2 separate regions of the Homo sapiens genome follow, and region 1 is linked to region 2. A link is an interaction called in ENCODE POLR2A ChIA-PET data of the cell type or tissue named here. Cell type or tissue: Panc1. All regions are shown on one strand. Each heading gives the region's core, and the rest is flanking DNA. Links, peaks and the distances in the headings are about the cores only. Region 1 overlaps TTLL9 (tubulin tyrosine ligase like 9). Region 2 overlaps XKR7 (XK related 7).

Region 1 (8,000 bases), core at 1-8,000, 65 kb after region 2:
ACAATCAAAATAAATCCACAGAGAAACAGAACTGATTCACTGCAAAATATTTAGGAGAAAAAGACTTTTCTTAGTTTAGAAATGATGGTAAAAATCACAGAGGAAACCAATGGACAAGTAAACCAATGGACAAGCATGTGAAAATAAAAATGAACAGATGTCAATGCAAAAATTAAAGAATCAGTGACCACAGAAAAGATGTGTAGCAAATGCAATAGTCTGTTTCTGTCACATGAAAATCCCACATGAATTAACAATAAAATGTATGACTGTTTATTTACTAAGTAAAGGATATGGACAGACATAAAAGAGAAAATAAAGCTGGTAGGACCCCATCTGGGAAAAAGCTCAAAGTTCCTAGTAATAGAAGATATATAATTTCAAAGGCACGCAAATGGGGGAAAATGAAAATTGGAAGAAATGCTAATTCTAAGGCAAAATTCTGCTCCCTCATCAAGTCAGTTGCATTTAAAAAATCTTTTCATTTTGAAAACTTCAAAACTCACAGAATATTTGCAAGAATCATATAATGAATGCCCCTATCTGCTTCACCTAGACATGCCCAGTCGTTTCAGAAATGGCTGTTTAAAACAATTGTCCCCAGGACTGGGGAGTTGGGATGAAATGGACCAGTCAATAGGAGGGTAAAAATATTTTATTTTTATTTATTTATTTTTAAGATAGAGTCTTGCTCTGTTGCTCAGGCTGGAGTGCAGTGGCACAATCTTGGCTCACTGCAACCTCCACCTCCCGGGTTCAAGTGATTCTCCTACCTCAGCCTCCCGAGTAGCTGGGATTACAGGCGCCTGCCACCATGCCTGGCTAATTTTTGTATTTTTAGTAGAGATCAGGTTTCACCATATTGGTCAGGCTGGTCTCAAGCTCCTGACCTCAAGTGATCTGACCGCCTCAGCTCCCAAAGTGCTAGGATTACAGGCGTGAGCCACCACACCCAGTGAGGGTAAAAAGATAAAAGGACTCTTCTGGGAAGCAATCTGGCCAGATGGGCTTGACTCAGTATTTACATCTTTGTGACACCATCCAAAGGAAAAATCTTAATACTGTAAAAGGTTTATGAAGAAATATGTTCCTTTGCAGCATTATGTGTCACTATAGCAAGAAATTGAATACTTCCCAAATGCCTGCAGCATGGGGGATTAGAAAACCAGGAAACCTACTCAGTGGAATATTTTCATTAATGAAAAAAAAAAAGTCTACAAGGAAAATACTGCTGATAATGTTTAGTGCAAGAAAATGTTGTATTTATACAATGGGATCATTTATATATAAAAGGTGAATGACAACAAAATTCCCTACAAATGAGCCTGGAAGGAAATACACCAAAATAGTAAGAAGTTTCTGCTAGAAAATATGCCTAGAGAAGGTTTCTCTTTCTTTTTGCACTGTTCTGAATATTCTGATTTGATTTTCATGAGCTATACCACTTTTATTATAAAACTATATCCTTTCAATGTTTTATTATTTTATTATTAGAGTAAGGCCTATCCATTGTAGAAACAATTCATAATAGACATGTATAAAGTTTAAAATAAATGTTTCCTGACCTGGTTCTAATTCTCTGCAGTTTTCAGAGTTAATAGATTAGTGAGGCTGGGCACGGTGGCTCACGCCTGTAATCCCAGCACCTTGGAAGATCAAGGTGGGAGGATTCAAACTGTTGAATCAAGGTCACACTCTTGAGCCTAGGAGTTTGAGACCAGCCTGGGCAACATAGCGAGAACTCATTGCTACAAAAAACAAGTTAGCCAGGCACAGTGGCATGTGCCTGTGGTCTCAGCTGCACAGGAGGCTGAGGTGGGAGGATCACTTGAGCCCAGGAGTTCAAGGCTGCAAAGAGCTGTGATCCCACCACTGTACTCGATCGGGGGCAACAGAGAAGGAAACTGTCAATCAATCAATCACTAAGATAGACTGGTGAATCACGAACATCCTTTCATACTTTTTCTTAAACATAAACATTCTTCCTTAAAGGCAAAAATGGGAACATGAATATACCAGGTTCTCCATCTTACATTTTGTTTTTCACTTAATCATCTGTTTTAGATATCTTTCTATGTCATGATATTTTGACCTATCTCATTGCTTTCAACAGATGCACAAGATCACATAGATGCTTTATCATTCATTTCACCATCCCTCAAGGGAGATTTAAGGGATCAAGGGTGATGACTGTATACTATTATATACAGTGTTTCAATGAATATTTTTGTATTTAGTGTATGTATAGATATACTATATGCAAATATATATTTGAATAATTATGTATAAACTATATATATTATATATAATGAAGTCAGGTTAAAAATGTTTATTATTTTGTGATCCAAAATTATTTTAAAAGTTAGTATGTAATATCTGATGCGAATGTGGTAAAATATTAATCTGTTAAATCTGGATGGTAAATGCATGGGTTGTTATAGTCCTTCCTGCAGTTTTCTATTTATAGAAAATTATTTTCTATTAATATTTCAAGATTAAACATTTAAAACAATATAAAAGAAGGGGTGGAAAATGTGTATTTACTCACTGTGAAAACAGCAAAGCCTCATTAACTAGAAACTAGCCCCGGGAGAGGGCTTGATTTGTTTAAAAAGTCCCCATGATGCCCAGAGCTGTGCAAACATTTTTAAGTGGGAGAGGAGGACCACTAACATTTACTGAGAGGTCACTCTGGGCCAGCCACTGTTCTAACTGCTTTACATGTATTATTTAACTTTAGTTAAAAAAAAAAAAAAGTAGGTGGCAATTAAACTAAACTCGATGACTTGCATATGATAAATGCTTGTTAGAATTACAAAATAAAATGAACGTACTGGAAGTGCTGACGTTGGCAAAATAGAAAAAAACAAATTGCAAAAAATACTCAGAAAGGTCTAATCGCAGTTTCACATGCAGGCAATGCACATGCATCACCTTGGACACGCACTCAACTGAATGGGGAAATTAATGCAGAGAGATGCAAATGGGCTAAAAGCATTGGCTGGGTTGTCCACACCCGAAGCTGGGGAGCGTCACCCCCATTTCCATCTTTCCCATGTGCAAGTCATCTGGTCCCGCCCATTTGCCTCCAAAATATTGCTGGATTGTCTACCTCTTTTCTTCTGAGGCTCAGGCCTAAAGATCTTTAAAACTTCTTTTGATGTGTCTATTTTGACCAGATAATACATTCACATGGCTCAAAAGTTAAAATGCACAAAATGTGTGTAAGGAAACATCTCCTTTCTACCTCTGTATCCACTAACATTTCTCTTCCCAAAGGCAACATCTATTTCCAGTTTCTTTTTTTTTTTTTTTTTTTTTTTTGAGACAGAGTCTTATTTTGTCACCCAGGCTGGAGTGCAATGGCGTGATCTCGGTTCACTGCAAACTCCGCCTCCCAGGTTCAAGGGATTCTCATGCCTCAGCCTCCCTAGTAGCTAGGATTACAGGCAGATGCCACAATGCCCAACTAATTTTGTACTTTTAGTGGAAATGGGATTTCACCATGTTGGTCAGGCTGGTCTCCAACTCTTGGCCTCAGGTGATCCACCTGCCTTGGCCTCCCAAAGTGCTGGGATTACAGGTGTGAGCCGCTGCACCCAGCTTCTTGTCTGTTCTTCCAGAGTTGTCTATGTACAGATAAGCAAACATATATATATAGACAGAGAGAGAGAGATTTTTTTTTTTTTTGACATACAGTCTTGCTCTGTCACCTGGACTGGCATACAGGGGCAAAATCACAGCTCACTGCAGCCTGGAACTCCTGGGCTCAAGTGATCCTCCCACCTCACTTGAGTGGGTAGCTGGGAGTACAGGCATGTGACACCACATCTGGCTAATTTATTTTTATTTTTATTTTTTTCATAGAGACAGGATCTCACTATGTTGCCCAGGCTGGTCTTGAACTCCTGGCCTCAAGTGATCCTTCTGCCTCAGCCTCCAAAGTGCTGGAATTACAGGTGTGAGCCACCACATCTGACCAGATATAATTTTTAACATGAACGAGAACATACTTTCAAACACTGTTCTAGACATGCTTTGTTTTTTCCCAATTAACAATATATCTTGGAAATTGTTTCATATCAGTACATAAAGCACTTTCCCCATTCCTTTTTAACAGCTTCATAGTATTCCACTGTATAAAGGAGCCATTCATTTCAATGTTCCCTATTTTTTTCTCTCACAAACAAGGCTGTGCAGTGAATGACCTTGAAGCCTGTCTTGTCTTATACCGCAGATGTACTTGTAAGATGATAAAATCCCAGAAGAGGAATTGCTGGGTCACAGGGCATGTGTGCATTTGTCTTTTAACAGATCTTTGCTAGATTGTCTTCAAAGGAGTCATACCAATCAATTTACAATCCCGCCAGCAACGTATGTATTCTCCCAGCCTCGCCAGGACACTGTGTTATCAAATTTTTGGTCTCTGCCAATCGGATGGGTGAAAATAGCATTGTACTTGAATGAATGAGTGAGCCAATGACTAGGCACTGAAGAAAGAGGCACATAAAAGGATGCAAATGTTCTCCAAAGGGGCTAAAACTGTCCGACCCTAGGAATATAAGTAAATGTGAATGTTAGGCATAGCACCAAAACTATCATCAGGCAGAGCAGCTTGCAGTGAGCTGCTCTGAGCAGAGTTGGCCTCTCCCATGGAATCACCCCCACAAAACTGGAAGCTCCCGGAGGGAAGGGACCAGACCTATCTCATACCCTGTCTCCTGTGCCCAGACCACAGCAGGCATTCAGCAAACACCTGTGGGACAAAGGAGTTCACTTGGGACTGGCCAGAGTGTGGGAAGGGGTAGGTGTGTCGGGGGTGGTTAGCCAGGATCCCAGGATACACTGGTCATCAATGCTGTTCAGTGTGAAGCGGGTGTTGGAGAATCGGGCAAAGCCATCCCGGTAGAGCCAGGCCCGCAGCGGGATGTACTAAGGCAGAGGTGGGAAGAGAGAGAGAGAAGGGAAAGGGAATATATACAGGCACTCTCACACCGCCTAGCTCTTGCACCTACCGTTTCCTCCACCCGGAGTGCCCTTATGTCTTTCCCAAATCATCCTTCAGGCACCTGCTTTTACACCAGGCTTCTTTGATTCTATCCCCTCCTTTCCCCAGGTGGAGGGGGATACAGAAGGAAATAAAATGAAGGTGAAGTCCAGGAGAACAGGGGTGGAGTCTGTCTTGGACACCCCTGTATCCTGTGCCCAGCAAAAAGATTTGAACATTGGCTGGATGAAGGAATGCATGAATGGGTGGAGGGAATATAGCCACTCCCTGGTTAAAAGAGTAGGCTCTGAGGCCAGGCTGCCTGGATTTGAATGCCAGCTCTGCTGCTCACCAACTGTGTGACCTTGGGCAAGGTACACAACCTCTGTATCTGTTCCCTCATTGTAAAGGGAGAATAATAATAGAACCTGCCTCCCTGGGTTATTAGGAGGCCTGAATGAGATAAAACCTGCTAAGTGCCAGGGCCTGGTACTTAGTAGGTGCTCAATAAATGTCTGCTGTGGATGACCGAATGAATAAAGAAGGGCAGAGAGAGGGCAAATCTAGACTTTGGGGCATCTAAGATGGTAAACCTCAGATAAGTCTCCCTGCCCCCACCCTATCCCTAGATGTCCCTCGGGGATCTCCCAGGGAGAGATAAAACCAGACAAGCTCACACAAGGTACCCCCAGGCCTCTTCCCCCCATCTCCCTAGCCCAGCCACCCTTTAACCCCTGCTGGAGGAGGGCCCCCACCTTTGTTACTCACCGACATCACCAGCACATAGACACGCAGGTCAAACTTGCGGCCTGTCAGGCAAGGAAAAAATTAATTTGTGCAACAAATATTGATCGTCAGACATTGTGCTAGGTTTTGGGAAAATAGCAGTGGACAGACAGGAAACCCCGCCTTCATGAAGCTCCTGCTGAAACTACACAAGGGGCTAGGCGCGGTGCCTCATGCCTGTGATCCCAACACTTTGGGAGGCTGAGGCAGGAGGATCGCTTGAGGCCAGGAATCCAAGACCAGCCTGAGCAACATAGTGAGACTCTGTGTCTACAAAAAAATTAGCCTCGCATGGTGGTGCACATCTGTAGTCTCAGCTACTCTGGAGATTGAGGCAGGAGGATCGCTTGAGCCCAGGAGATGGAGGCTGCATGAGCTATGATCGTGACCCTGCACTCCAGCCTGAGTGACAGAGCAAGACATGGTCTCAAAAAAACACAACAAAAAAAACGCACAAGGTATAAAGAGAGAATAATGGGAGGTGGGGGAGGGGTGCGTGGGGGTCAACTTGGGGGAAAGTCTTGAAACTCAGTGGTCAAAGACCCCCATGGGGAGTGGTGACCTTCATGGAGACAAGGTGCCTGCCCAGCCCAGAGTGGTGCAGGATCTTGGGCAGAAGGAACTGCGAGAACAGTCTGGAGGGGGAAAGAGCTTGGGCCAAGGGCAGAGTGGAAGGAGATGAGGTCAGTTAGGCTGGCAGAGGTCAGGTCCCATGCAGTTTTGGGGTTTTGTCTCACAATCCATGGGAAGCCATGGAAGGGTGTCTCCTCTCTGGCTGCCACGTTGGGGTGGAGTGAAGTGGGCAGAGCAGCGGCAGGCACCAGTGAGGGGGCGGGCGTGGTTGTCTAGGAGGAAGAGGATGGTGGCCAGGCCCGGGGTGGAGGTGAGAGGAATGGCCAGATTCCAGAGCTTGTGGGAGCTTGGTGAGAACCAGATGTGGAAGGGGAAGGGGGACACACCCAGAATGGCTCCTGGCTTCTAGCTGTGTCCCCTAGAGAAGCTGAGGCATGGTGGGGGGATGGGAGGGCAGAATTTGGGATGTGTTGGGTTTGAGTGGTTGGCAGATGCCCAAGACGGATGTCACAGGCTGCTGGACATAAGGATCTGGGGTTCAGGGGCAAGGTCTCGGCTGGGGACAGAAAGCTGGGAGTCACTGGCCTTTGGGTGGTGTTTAAGCCACAGACAGGATGGGGTCACTGTGGGGGAGAGAGGAGAAGAGGCCCAGGGGCTGCCCCCTGGGGAAGGTAATTGCCAGAGGACGTGGGAGGAGACAACTGGCATTAACGCTATTGCAATGATGTCAGGCATGCCTGATGTGCCTGCAGTTCCCAGAGCCCGAGTGAGAAAAGCAGATGTTGGCCCGCCTGGGGAAACCCACCAAGCTTGCGGGGAGGAGGCTGGGTTCCACCTCAGGGCCTTTTGCCCTTGTGATTCCTCCTCCCTGCATTTCTCTCCCTCCAAATCTACCCACAGTGACTCCCAGTTGTCACTCAGGTCTCAGCTCACATGTCCACCTCCTGGCCCCCATGTCACTCTCTGTCCCATTGCCCTGCTTGACTGACTTCATAGCACCCAGCACTGCATGGGACCGTCCTGTGGTTTGTATTCTGGTTTATTGCAGCCTGCTCATCACAGGTGTAAGCTCCAGGAGAGCAGGGTGAGGGGCAGCCAGTATTCAGGGCAGTGCTGCCACCAAGTAGGTGCTTTATAATATTTGTTGGATAAACGCATGAATAAGTTGGTTTTTAAAGGAGGAGAATTTTTCTGAACCAAGAAGGGAGTGGAATGGACATGCCGGGCAGAGGGAACTGTACAGGCAATGGCTAGGAGGTGGGAGACTGCAGAACCCATCTCTTTCCATGCATCCCTTCATGCCTGGTGTCAGGCTGGGCCCTTGGCAGGCTGCTGGTCAAAGCTTGTTGACTGACTGTTTGATGACCATGCAATGGAAGAGCAGGAGCAGACACAGCCATCTCACCTCCTATCAGGTAAGGATTTTCAATGTAACGCTGAGCCACATAGTTCTCCACGGGAATATCATCTTTCTGGTCGTCAGAGCTTCTTGTGTCCTAGTTGTAATAATAATAATAATTGAACATTTATTTATGGAACATTTCCTGTGTACTAGGTATTCTGTTAGACACTACTTTGGGTAGCTCACTGAATCTTTAAATCAACCCTGTCAGGTAAGTACTAATGTTATTTCCATTTCACAGATTAGAAACTG
Region 2 (11,936 bases), core at 2,436-10,435:
CTGCACTTGAGCCCAGAGATCTTTCCAGACATCTTATCTGCTGTGTTGAAGACCTGTATCTAGAAGCCACGTTCCAGGTGCACATCTAGAACAAAAAATGGCTCCTTCAAACATTTCACCTGAGGTGTGTGGAACTTCATCCTTCACAGAGCCCACAACACAACAAGAGACGTCTCCTAAGGAGTTCATTCTTGTTCGCTATGCTCTGGATTGCAGGTTCCCCTCCCCCAAGTCTTCCACCCCTCCATGCTTCTGCCAGCCTAGACCCCCCCCCCAGTTCTTTCTCCTATCCATCTCCAGCACTGCCAGCCCCCCACCCCAACACCCTGCCCCACCCCAACTCCCTTCTTCAGCTCCCTCTTGCCCTGGCTCCAGGCCTCAGATGCTACAGGAGCCACGCCATCCCTGTCCACACAATGCTCCAACCTCACCCCATCCCTTCCACGGCCACCTCCATCCTTCTCAGAGATCTTTTCCCACCATAGAGGCAGCCCACTCTCCACAACCCCTGAGGAGCACAGGGTCTAGGTCATGGACCCCAGACAGTGCCCTTTCTCTGGCAAGTCCAGCAGGGGCAACACATGGGCAACGCCAGGCAGGGGAGAGGTGTGGAGGCCCCATGAAAGCAGGGCAGCTCGAAAAGTGTAGCACCAGATGATTCCCCAGGCCCTGGGTCAGGGGAATTTAGGGAATGGGCCACAAGGCTGAAAACGGGGCCCAGGGCTGGGGCCTCCGCAAGGCTGCCCCCTCCCCTGAAAGAACCCAAGAGTGGGGCCACTCTACCCTTGGACCAACAGATCCACTCCCCCTTAGCCTGGTGGCCCTGAAATTCGGGGCACAACACTGCGGCGGATGTGGGATCAGCCAAGCCTGTCCCTTTTGTGCTGGGACACTGTAGCCTACACTGTGGTCTCATACTCCAGCAGCTCCTGGGAAGTCCCCACACTCCGGTACTGCAACCGGGGCGTGGCAGGTGAGGAGTACTCCAGTGCCAGGATGGTCTTCCGGAGCCGGCGGTCAATAAAATGAGCATCCCAGGCCGGGTACTTCTTGCGAGGCAAGTCAATCCGGATGACAGGCCCCTCTGTCCGCAAGGTGCGGGCCACTGGTGTGGGAGGCAAGCCAGGCCGCACCTGGAAGACAGGTGGGGTGGGGGTCCCTGCACGCTCTCCCGCCGAGGCCCCATCCCGCTCAGCACCTGTAGTCCTTGGCAGGGACCTGGGGGGACTCGTGATGGCGTCAGCGGGTGGGCCACAGGGCTCTGAGGCCTTACGGAAGATGCAACCAGGTGCCTGGGGACCCAGCATGGGCCCATTGGGGTGCAGGAGACAGTAGTAGACACACATGAAGAATATGCCCAGCGCAAAGCTGGAGGCCACTACGCAGACCATGATGAGCGAGTAGAAGTCGGTTGAGAAGTTGCGGCTGGAGTACCAGAAGCCGGTGAGCGCGGCGTTCTCCAGCAGGACGATGCAGTGGTAGAGGGTCATGCGGCGGCGGCTGCGGCCCTCCTTGACGTTGAACCAGCAGAAGATGTAGATGATGCCCACGACCATGTTGTAGATGATCTCCTCCCACTTGGACATGCAGAAGTCCGTCTCCCCTTGGATGACCCAGAAGGTCATGACGCACCAGTGGGCCACGATGAAGATGCCAAAATAGAGCTTGTAGACGCTGGCGAAGAGCGCGAAGGCCAGGCCGCGGGCGGCAATGCTGAACAGGTGCCACAGCACCTGTGCCACGGCGCCCTTGTAGGACAGCGGCCGCTTGTCGTCCCGCGAGTCCCGCAGCACCTTCTGGTAGGAGGCCAGCGTCCAGGCCAGAGACACGAGGGAGGCGGAGGTGGAGAGGGCTGTGGAGACAGGGCAGGGGCGGGGTGGGCTGGGTTAGGGGCGGGCTCGGGTTGGGGTCTGGGGAGAGGCGGAGGGTTCTGGGTCAGGAGCTGGGTTTTGAAGAGGCGTGAGGAAAGGAGCTGTGGATCAGCAGGGGTGTGGGGAAGGTCTGGGAGGTGGGGAGCTTCAAGAGCCATGAAGAGGTGTGGTGAGGGTGCACGGGACTGGGTACTTCTGTAGGGTGGGAGCATAAAGGGAGACGAAGATGGGGGTTTGGCCTCCATCTAGGACTCTGGTGTGGGGCTGTTAGGATTCAGGGGTCTTGGTGGGAGGGTGGGAAATGAGGGTCCGGGACTCTGGGAGTGGAAGAGGAGGTGAAGAGGAGGTCATGATTAGGGTGTGGAGCTGCCAGGAGGGGGCCATTAGAAGTCGTGGGCCACCAGGAGGAGGCCGGGCATGGAGAGGAATATCTAGAGCTGAGCTGAGCAGAGCTGAGGGGCGGGGATGGGGAGACCCAAGGTGGGAAGCGTTGTGATTGGGACCCCGTAACTGGGCAAGGGGTCCCCAGGGCCATGAGGGGTGGTGATAGTCTTTTGGGACACTGAGGATGGGTTGGGCAGGGACTAGGTTGGGAGAGCACGGAGTGCTTCAGGGAGACAGGGGGATGCGGTTTTTCTCTGATATTGAGGGGCTCTGTCATTATGGAAGGGGCAAGGTGGGAAATTAACAGGGCCTGTAGGGAGGAGGAGGGGATGGGTGCCAGGACTAGGCCTGGGAGGGCCCCCCGGGGCCCCCCAGTGAAGGGGTAGGCTCTCTGGAAACTGATGGTGATTGGCCAGGTCTATGAGGCAGGGGGTCCCCAGGAGATGCAGGCTGGGATCAGGTTGGGGAAGGAAGTGGGCAGGGGATTCCCCAGAGGGTCTAAGGTGTTTGGGTGGGAGATGGGGTTTGGTTGGCTCTGGCAACGGGGAAGGGAGGAGGGCAGGAGCGCCCAGGGGGGCTGATGGGTGTCGAGGGAGTGGAGGGGCCAGGTCCCTCCTCACTCTGAGTATAAGTGGGCCATCGAAGGGGACGCGGGGGTCTCGAGAGGCCTGGAGGGTGGTGAGGGTAGAAGGGGCAGGCCTCCCTAAACCCTGACTGAGTGAGCCCTGAGCTGGGGTGGGGAAGCCCACAGGGCATCCCCAGGGAGCCTGAAGCAGGGAGAAAGGCCCGGTGGGGTGGTCCCAGGCGCAGAGGGTGAAGGGGCGGGCTCACCCGGCAGCAGGTCGGGCGCGCCACCGCGGTGCACCAGCAGGCTGAGCTGCAGCACTAGCTGCGGCGCGCTGCGCAGGAAGGTCTCCAGCAAGCGCAGCATGCTCACGTCGGCGCTCTCGAACAGCATCTGCCAGTAGAAGTGGCGCCGCAGCCGCTCCCCGCGCCAGCGGCTCTGCAGCCCCAGGTACAGGGCGCGCAGGTACCTGCGGGAAGGACGCGGTGCTCAGGCTCCCGCGCGCTGGTTCCTCTCGCTCTGTCGCACCAGCCCCGAGCCGCCCACAGGCGCAGGGGGCAAGTCACTCCCTACGCTGAGCCTGTTTCCTCAGCTGTGAAATGGGCATTTCGAAAGGATCACCTTATGAGGCTGCTGTTGAGGAGCACTGAATGGACTCATTAGCTTAGAGAGAGGACTGGCACTAAGTAAATAAAGCCTTTAATACAACAGCGGTATCGCCCTTATTCCTATAACGGTTGGGGCGTGCTTTCTTTGGAGGGTTACTGACACCTTGGAGTGCGCTGAGCTTACAATAGCCCTGTTACCCGACCCTTACTTTGTTTTATTTTAGAGATGGGGTCTCATTCTGTCACCCAGGCTGGAGTGCAGTGGTGCGATCTTAGCTCACAGCAACTTCAAACTCCTGGGCTCAAGGAATCTTCCCGACTCAGCCTCCTAAGTAGCTGGGACTGCAGGCATGTACCACTACACCAGGCTAATTTTTAAATTTTTTTCTGGCTATGTTGCCCAGGCTGGTCTTGAACTCCTGGCCTCATCTCAAGTGATCATCCTGCTTTGGCCTCCCAGGGTGCTAGGAATACAAGCATGAGCCACCGCACACGGCCCAATTCCCATTTTGTAGGTGAGCAAACTGAGACCCAGAGAGATATGTCATTTATCCAAGGTCACACAGCTAGGAAGCAGTAGAACCAGGACACAAACCCAGCCATTCTGGCCTCAGGGCCGGCACTCTAACCATTAGACAACACTGCCTCTGACTGTAAACCATAAAAAGTTTTGCTCACATAGGTTCCTTCCAGGAACAGTCCCTACTGCCTGGTGCCAGCCCCGGTTCTGTTGCCACCAGCAGCTCCCTGGCCTGTTCCCTTCTCAGTGCCCAGATGAGGTGAGATCCTCACAGCTCAGTGCCCAGCTCTCACCCCAGGGTGCAAGGAAGGTGCTCACAGACACTTTTCCTTGGCATCTGAAACTGCTGCTTCCTCTCATGCCACTTCTCCCAACAAACTCCGGCTCTTCTTGGCCACTCTGCACAGGTCACAGAGCCAGAGCTCACAATGTTCTCCCTCCTTGCTGAGGAATTGTACCTATTGTTTCCTCTCCCTAAAACACCCTGCCCTATCCCCTAACCCCATCCCGGCCCCAACCCGGGATGACTCTTGCTTTTCTTCCAAGGCTCAGCTTTTGAACACAATTTTGTCCATAAAGCTTCCGCTGACCACCTTCCACCTAGGGTAAGGGCCTCTCCCAGGCTTCCGTCTAATCTAGCTAGCACTTGTCACAGTGGGTTGTAACTGCCTGGTTATGTGCACATCTCCCCCATGCTGTGAGTACCTGGAGAATGACTAGGCTGGCTTGCTAAGTGCTGCATCCTCAGTTCTTAGCACACAGTAGGTGCTTAATCTATATGGGCTGAATGAATGAAAGTGTGCTTAATCTATATGGGCTGAATGAATGAAACACGACTGCAGGCTTGTTGAACTGAATGGAACTCTAGTAACCCTATAGGGGGTATAGAAGGGACTCTGAAGTCCTGAGATCAATCCCACTTTGCTTCTAATTTACTGTGTGATCTTGAGCAAGACCCTCTCTGAGCCCTAGTTAATCCCTCCCAAAGTGGCGGTGAGGATTAAATGAATGAAAAGAAACTTTGCACACTATGAAGTACAGTGCCCATGTAGGGTGAGAGGGGAACTCTCCACACAGATCTCTGGGTCTGATTTCCCTTCTGCCCTGGTTCCTTGCCCAGAAGCTCTACTCCTGCAGCTACAGACCCTGCCACCTTCCCAGCGCCCCCTACTCCCGCCGGCTCCCCAAACTCTCTGATTCACGGGGCAGGCACACTCTTTGCTGCAAACCAGAGGACTCTTCCAAAAGTGGCTTTCCCAGGAAACTGGGGGTGGTGTGTGTGTGTATGTGTATGTGTGTGTGTGTGTGTGTGTGTGTGTGGAGGGGGAACCCTTACACAGATTCTCTGACCCCGCTGCCTGGATCTGAAACTGGGGAGCCAGAGATTTGGGGTCTATTCCCAGGGTGAAGCGCTGGCATTTCCAGGATGTTGTTTGGGAACCAGGGGACTCACTCTATTCACAGCCCAAGGGAGGAAGTCACAGTTCTCCCTGGATGTGGGGCCAGCTGATACCAAATTTCCTCAAATGAGTATACTGGTCTTACCAGCTGTGTGGCCCTCTCAAAGCCTCAGTTTCTCCATCTGCCAATGAAAGGGATGAGTTTGATGACTCTGGAGATCCTTTCAGAGTGAATATTCTGGGACTCTCTCTGCAAAATGAGGCCAGGAACATCCCATTTAGGACCCTCCTCCCCATCCCTGGGTCATCCTGGCATCAGTCTATGGCATAAACACACCATCAACATAACACATGACAGGATTGGCAGCCAGGATGGGTAAGGGGGCTGTTCCCTCAGAAGCTGACTCTGGAAATGCAAAGCCCCCTCTGTCCAACTCTCCTGTGCCATGCTGGAATTCCTTCAGTCATTTCCAGCCTGGTGTATCTATACCCACTGCTCACACGCTGCCCAGGACAGGGACCTCAGCCTGCTGCATCTACACTCACTGCTCACACGCTCCCCAGGACAGGGACCTCAGCTTCTGAGCAGCTCCAGGTCTGGATTGTATTTCTTCTGATAAGCAGAAATTTGTCTCCCTGTATCTTCCATTTTCTGGACTCCTGCTTACCCCACACATAAGGATCCCTGCAGCCAGAATGATTCATTCATGTAGCAGGTGGATTCTGACCACCTGCTCTGTGCCAGGCTGTGTGCCCATATGTATCTCCCAGTCCCATGGAAGAGAGACAAGATAGGAAGTGAAATAATGCTATAAGATGCCTTGGAAGGAAGAAACATTTGATCTCAGTTTTTTTGTTTGTTTTTGTTTTTGTTTTGTTTTGTTTTGTTTTGAGACAGAGTTTCGCTCTTGTTGCCCAGGCTGGAGTGCAGTGGTGTGATCTCGGCTCACCACAACCTCCGCTTCCAGAGTTCAAGCGATTCTCCTGCCTCAGCCTCCCGAGTAGCTGGGATTACAGGCATACGCCATCATGCCTGGCTAATTTTGTATTTTTAGTAGAGACGGGGTTTCTCCATGTTGGTCAGGCTTGTCTCAAACTCCTGACCTTAGGTGATCCACCCGCCTCAGCCTCCCAAAGTGCTGGGATAACAGGTGTGGGCCACCACGCCTGGCCTGATCTCAGTTTTAAAGCATGGGTTGGCATCTGAAGGCACACAAGAGATGGAAGGTCATTCCAGGTGGGAGAATCAGCTGAAGCAAAGGCTCAGAGGCCTGAAAGAATTTGGCATTTTAGGGGAATGGCCAGAGGTTTGCTGGGCCTGGACAAGGGGTTTTAATGGGCAGGGACATAAGGAGACTAGAATTGTGAAGGGCATGAAATTCTGGACTGAAGAGTTCAGATTTTATTCTCTATCTGAATGCCATCCCAGAATCAGGGGTGATGAGCTTGGCTCAGTGGCTTAGAAAGCTTGCTGTGGAGGCTGGCTTGGAGGAAAGCCAGGAGAGGATGGGGTTTGGTCCAGGTCTGAAATTACAGGGCTGAGCTAAGGCATGGGATACAGGAAGGGCAGAGAGAGATCTGGAGATGGCCAGAGGTGGGGGCTGGGGGAGAAACCAAGATGGCCCTTAGAACTTCTGAGGGCCTAGAACACAGGCCGTCTTTCCTAGCCTCCATCCCCACTGCCGCCACATTCCCTTCCCCTTCCCATGGCTCTGGCTTTGACTAGGAAGGAGAGACCAGCTGGTCCAATGTGAAGGGGCCTGGGGAGTTGGGGGAAGGTGACACCCTGGAAGTTTCTCTCAGGCTGGAAGACCATCTGTTTCCGGGCCCGGGTCAGCATGAGAGAGGCCCTGGCCCCTGGCCAGCATCCATCACTACCTGACGGGCCACCTGCCCACCTCCCTGCCCACTCCTGCCCCCTCCTCTGCCAGCTCCTAGCTAACCACAGACAAAGGGCTCACACAGCCCAGGGCCACAGTGGGCAGGAGCAGGGATGGAGGAAGAGAAGAGAGGAGGGCTCTGAGTACCAGGAATGTGGGGTCAGTGGGGAGTGTGGAAAGACCACACTGTGGTCTGGGGATAAAAGGCCTGGGTTCTGCCTCGCTCTGCCCCTTTTGGCAACAGGAGCAAAACTGTGGCTGTTCCTTCCAGCCAGCACGAAAAGCTCTCTGCCAAGGGCCTGTGAGATTTTCATGGGCCTAGGGAAATGTTTGAAGCCTGAAAAAAAAAAATTGGCTCCAAAACACAGGGAAAAACTACAGAATCAAAATTAATAAATGTTTAATTAAATGTGTGCAAAACAGAACATGATGTCAGCCAGTCAACTACAATTTGGCTTTTATCTAGTCATATATAATTTACATGGGATGTTTGATGTAGCTGCATTTTAATATGCTTGATAGATGTGGTGCCCACAAAGGTCTTAAAACAGTCCTGCCCAGGACATGCAACCTAATTTCCCTGGCCCTCAGTTTCCCTTCTCTAAAATGGGAATGGCACTTGCCATTCTGCTTACACATAGCCACTGGGGTAAGGATGAGGGAGGAAAGGTAGCAATGGCTGGCATGTGGGTTTGATTCCCAGCCCTGTCCCAGACCTGCTGTGTGACCTTGGGTAGTCTCTCCACTTCTCTGAGCTTTATTTTCCTCCTTGTTGTGAGCATTAAATGAGTGTGATGGGGCAGGGTGCAGTGGCTCACACCTGTAATCCCAACACTTTGGGAGGCCGAGGTAGGTGGATCTCTTGAACCGGGGAGTTTGAGACCAGTCTGGGCAACACAGTGAGTCCCTGTTTCCACACACACACACACACACACACACACACACACACGCAATGAATTTAAAAATAGTTTATAAACTATAAAGGGTGTCCATAGAGGGAGTAGCATACACTGGGCAGGGGCCGCTGGCTCCTCCTCACCACCAGGCAACCTCTCTTGAAACCTCCTCTAGGAAGTCCACCCTATCCCACATCCCACTCTATTTGAAATGAAGTTGAAAGAAGCTGATCTTCACCCAAGGGAAGAACACCACACCTCAGGGAAGGGAATCCAGATTGGGGGTGGTGTACATCTGATCTTCTCCAAAATTATCCCCAGGCCAGGTGTGGCGGCTCATGCCTGGAATCCCAACATTTTGGGAGGCCAAGGCGGGAGGATCACTTGAGCCCAGGAGTTCAAGACCAGCCTGGGCATCACAGAGAAACCCCATCTCTACAAAACATTTAAAAATTGGCCGATGTGGTGGCGTGTGCCTGTAGTCCCAGCTACTCAGGAGGCTGAGGTGGGAAGATCACTTGAGTCCAGGAGTTCGAGGCTGCAGTCAGCCATGACTGCACCACTGCACTCCAGCCTGGGTGACAGGGTGAGAGTCCATCACTAAAAAACAACAAAATCCCCAGTCTGTCCATGTCTCCTCTGCTACCACCTGTGCAGGCCACAGTCATCTTGCCTGGGTGACCACGTCAGCCTTCTGTGTGGCTGCCCGCATCCACTCCTGCCTCCCTACAGTCCATTCTCCACATGGCAACCAGCAGGATATTTTTAAAACCTGTCAGATCATGTCATTCCCCTTCTCAAAGCCTTCCAAGGGCCTCCCATCACACTTGGAATAAAACCCACGCTTCTCCCCTCGGCGTGCAGGCCCTAAACCATCTGGCCCTGCCTGTTTCTCTCACCTCATCTCAAACCACTGTCCCACTTGTTCCTGACACTCCAGATGCGCTGGGGGGGGGGTGTCCTAAAACTCAGCCAGACTTGTCCCTGGCTCAGGACGTCTGCACTTGCTCTGCCTGGAATACCCCTTTCCCAGATCCTCCCATGGCTGGCTCCTCATCAGCTCACACCTTCTCAGAGAGGCCTCCCAGGCCACCCTTGCCAACTCACTCTAGTCTACCACACCCCCTGTCTTATTTTCATCTTAACCTACACTATGAAATCACCGTTTATTTATTTATTTTCCATTCTCCCACTGTGAATCCATGAGGGCAGGGATCTCGTCTGTCTTGATCACCCCTGTGTCCCCAGCATCAGTGCCTGTAGAATAGGCACTGATGCATTATTGAGTAGGCACTGACTATTTGCTGAATGAATACATGTGAGTATCTGTGTGCATCTCCCTCCTGACCTTACAGGGCTCTGGGGTTTCTCTGCTTGAAGTTGCAAAGAGCCAGGACACCTCACAGGCTCCTCCTGCCCTCGCTGACTCATTCTTGACCTTCTTCCTACAGGAAGCCCTCTCTGATGCCCCTCTAGCCCAGTTAGGCCTCACTTTCTCTAACAGCTCTCAGGCTTGAACTGCGTGAAGCCTGAAGTGAGCCAGACACTGTAGTCCATGCTGTTAACCTAACACGCAACTTCTGCTGTCCCCATTTCATAGATGAGGAAACAGAGGCCCTCAGTCTATTTGGAATCTAACTTACTGACCCCCAGTCTTGTGCTCAGAGAAGAAGCTTGTCCGGGAAGAAACTGGAAGAGCAGATGAGTGTACATCTCAAAAGTGTACAAGTGGGAGCAAAAAGGCCACACCTAGAGAGAAGAGTAGAAGCTAGAGTATGAAATCCCTCCTGTCAGGGACCCAAAAACCTGTCTCTTCTGAACCCCACTGCCTCTGTGAACAGGTGGCAGGATCGAGAAATGAATAGGAGCTCATTCCCTTCTCCCCAGGCCCATCCTACCCTCCTCACGGGAAATTTCCAGTGTCCCCCAGTCCCCCAGAGTTTGGGGGCTGCTCTCTAATGGGCAGGAGGGGAAAAGGACGAGGGGATCCCATGTTCTTGAGAAGCCAGGAAGCTTCTGGCAACGTCTGCATCACCCCATCTCTCTCCTGTTCTTCGTTCCTGAGTCACCCCAAGTCTCTGGTTCTAGGTCAGAGTTTCTGGCCTGCACCTCAGTCCATTCAGACAGTCAAACCTGGGCCCAAGCCTGGACCCATCCCTTTGACCTCAGATCCTGAGTCATTGTCTCTGTCTGTGGCTCAGATCAGCCTGTCTATTGTGTCTGTCCCTTGAATGCAGGGCTAGCCTATTTACCATTCCTGCATTTCTGTCAGGAGTCTGTTAGTCAGTCAGTCTCGCCCTGGAATCCTGGCTCAGTCCCTGGCTCAGTTCCAAAATCCTGGAATCCTGTCCCTTGGACTGTGGGTCACATAGTCTCTCAGATACTATGTCCTATTGGTCTGACCCTGTGATCCTGGGTCAGCCTGTCTGCCTGCCCTTAGAGGCCAGGAGCTTCAGTCTCTGTCCCCTGGATGCCAGACAGCCTGTCTATCCTGTGAATACGAGGTCTGCTTTTCTGTCTGTCTTGATACTGGGTCCACTTGGTGATCTGTCTCTCTGTGTCTTGAATGCTGGATCTGTTTGGTGGTCTGTCTGTCTGTCTGTGTCTTAATACTGGGTCCTCTTGGAGGTCTGTGTGTCTGTGTCTTGATACTGGGGCCGCTTTGTGGTCTGTCTGTCTGTGTCTTGGATGCTGGGTCTGTTTGGTGGTCTGTCTGTCTGTGTCTTGGATGCTGGGTCTACTTGGTGGACTGTCTGTGCCTTGGATACTGGGTCTGCTTGGTGGTCTGTCTGTCTGTGTCTTGGATGCTGGGTCTACTTGGTGGTCTGTCTGTGCCTTGGATACTGGGTCTGCTTGGTGGTCTGTCTGTCTGTGTCTTGGATGCTGGGTCTGCTTGGTGGTCTGTCTGTGCCTTGGATACTGGATCTGTTTGGTGGTCTGTCTGTCTGTGTCTTGGATGCTGGGTCTGCTTGGTGGTCTGTTTGTCTGTCTGTGTCTTAATACTGGGTCCTCTTGGAGGTCTGTGTGTCTGTGTCTTGATACTGGGCCCGCTTTGAGGTCTGTTGTCTGTGTCTTGGATGCTGGGTCTGTTTGGTGGTCTGTCTGTCTGTGTCTTGGATGCTGGGTCTACTTGGTGGTCTGTCTGTGCCTTGGATACTGGATCTGTTTGGTGGTCTGTCTGTCTGTGTCTTGGATGCTGGGTCTGCTTGGTGGTCTGTCTGTCTGTGCCTTGGATACTGGATCTGTTTAGCGGTCTGTCTGTCTGCTGTGCCTTGGATGCTGGGTCTGCTTGGTCGTCTGTTTGTCTGTGTCTTGGATGCTGGGTCGGCTTGGTGGTCTGTCTGTCTGTCTGTCTGTGTCTTGGATACTGGATCTGTTTGGTGGTCTGTCTGTCTGTGTCTTGGATGCTGGGTCTGCTTGGTTGTCTCTCTGTCTGTCTGTCTGTCTGTGTCTTGGATGCTGGGTCTGCTTGGTGGTCTGTCTGTGTCTTGGATGCTGGGTCTACTTGGTGGTCTGTCTGTGCCTTGGATACTGGATCCGTTTGGTGGTCTGTCTGTCTGTGTCTTGGATGCTTGGTCTGTTTGGTGGTCTGTCTGTCTGTGTCTTGGATGTTGGATCTGTTTGGTGGTCTGTCTGTCTGTGTCTCAGATGCTGGGTCTGCTTGGTGGTCTGTCTGTCTGTGTCTTGGATGCTGGGTCTGCTTGGTGGTCTGTCTGTCTGTGCCTTGGATACTGGATCTGTTTAGTGGTCTGTCTGTCTGTCTGTGTCTTGGATGCTGGGTGTGCTTGGTGGTCTGTCTGTCTGTCTGTGCC

The links. ChIA-PET counts read pairs that join two places held together with the same protein. Peaks named below come from ENCODE experiments on the same cell type or tissue, not always from the same donor. Only the 100,000 strongest peaks of a DNase experiment are listed, where the experiment ranks them.
Region 1: POLR2A ChIA-PET joins it to region 2 with 13 read pairs; 2 of 35 experiments call an interaction of 5 or more read pairs at or near these places.

Annotation. Positions count from the first base shown.
Region 1 is chr20:31,922,805-31,930,804 of GRCh38, reverse strand. It overlaps TTLL9 (tubulin tyrosine ligase like 9), which reads right to left. Exons shown (of 15, transcript NM_001008409.5): 8 at 7,752-7,842; 9 at 5,756-5,796; 10 at 4,714-4,756. Among named protein-coding and RNA genes, the nearest start is that of PDRG1, 25 kb to the left of the region's middle. RefSeq lists an enhancer at 7,034-7,153. In Panc1, for the core only: no CTCF peak of the experiment used is centred there; no DNase peak of the experiment used is centred there; H3K27me3 peaks cover 895 bases.
Region 2 is chr20:31,986,421-31,998,356 of GRCh38, reverse strand. XKR7 (XK related 7) reads right to left here. Exons shown (of 3, transcript NM_001011718.2): 2 at 3,087-3,289; 3 at 1-1,852. The coding sequence ends at 900. Among named protein-coding and RNA genes, the nearest start is that of CCM2L, 18 kb to the left of the region's middle. RefSeq lists enhancers at 8,602-9,435, 9,436-10,270 and a silencer at 10,140-10,340. In Panc1, for the core only: no CTCF peak of the experiment used is centred there; a DNase peak (open chromatin) is centred at 10,426; H3K27ac peaks cover 5,600 bases.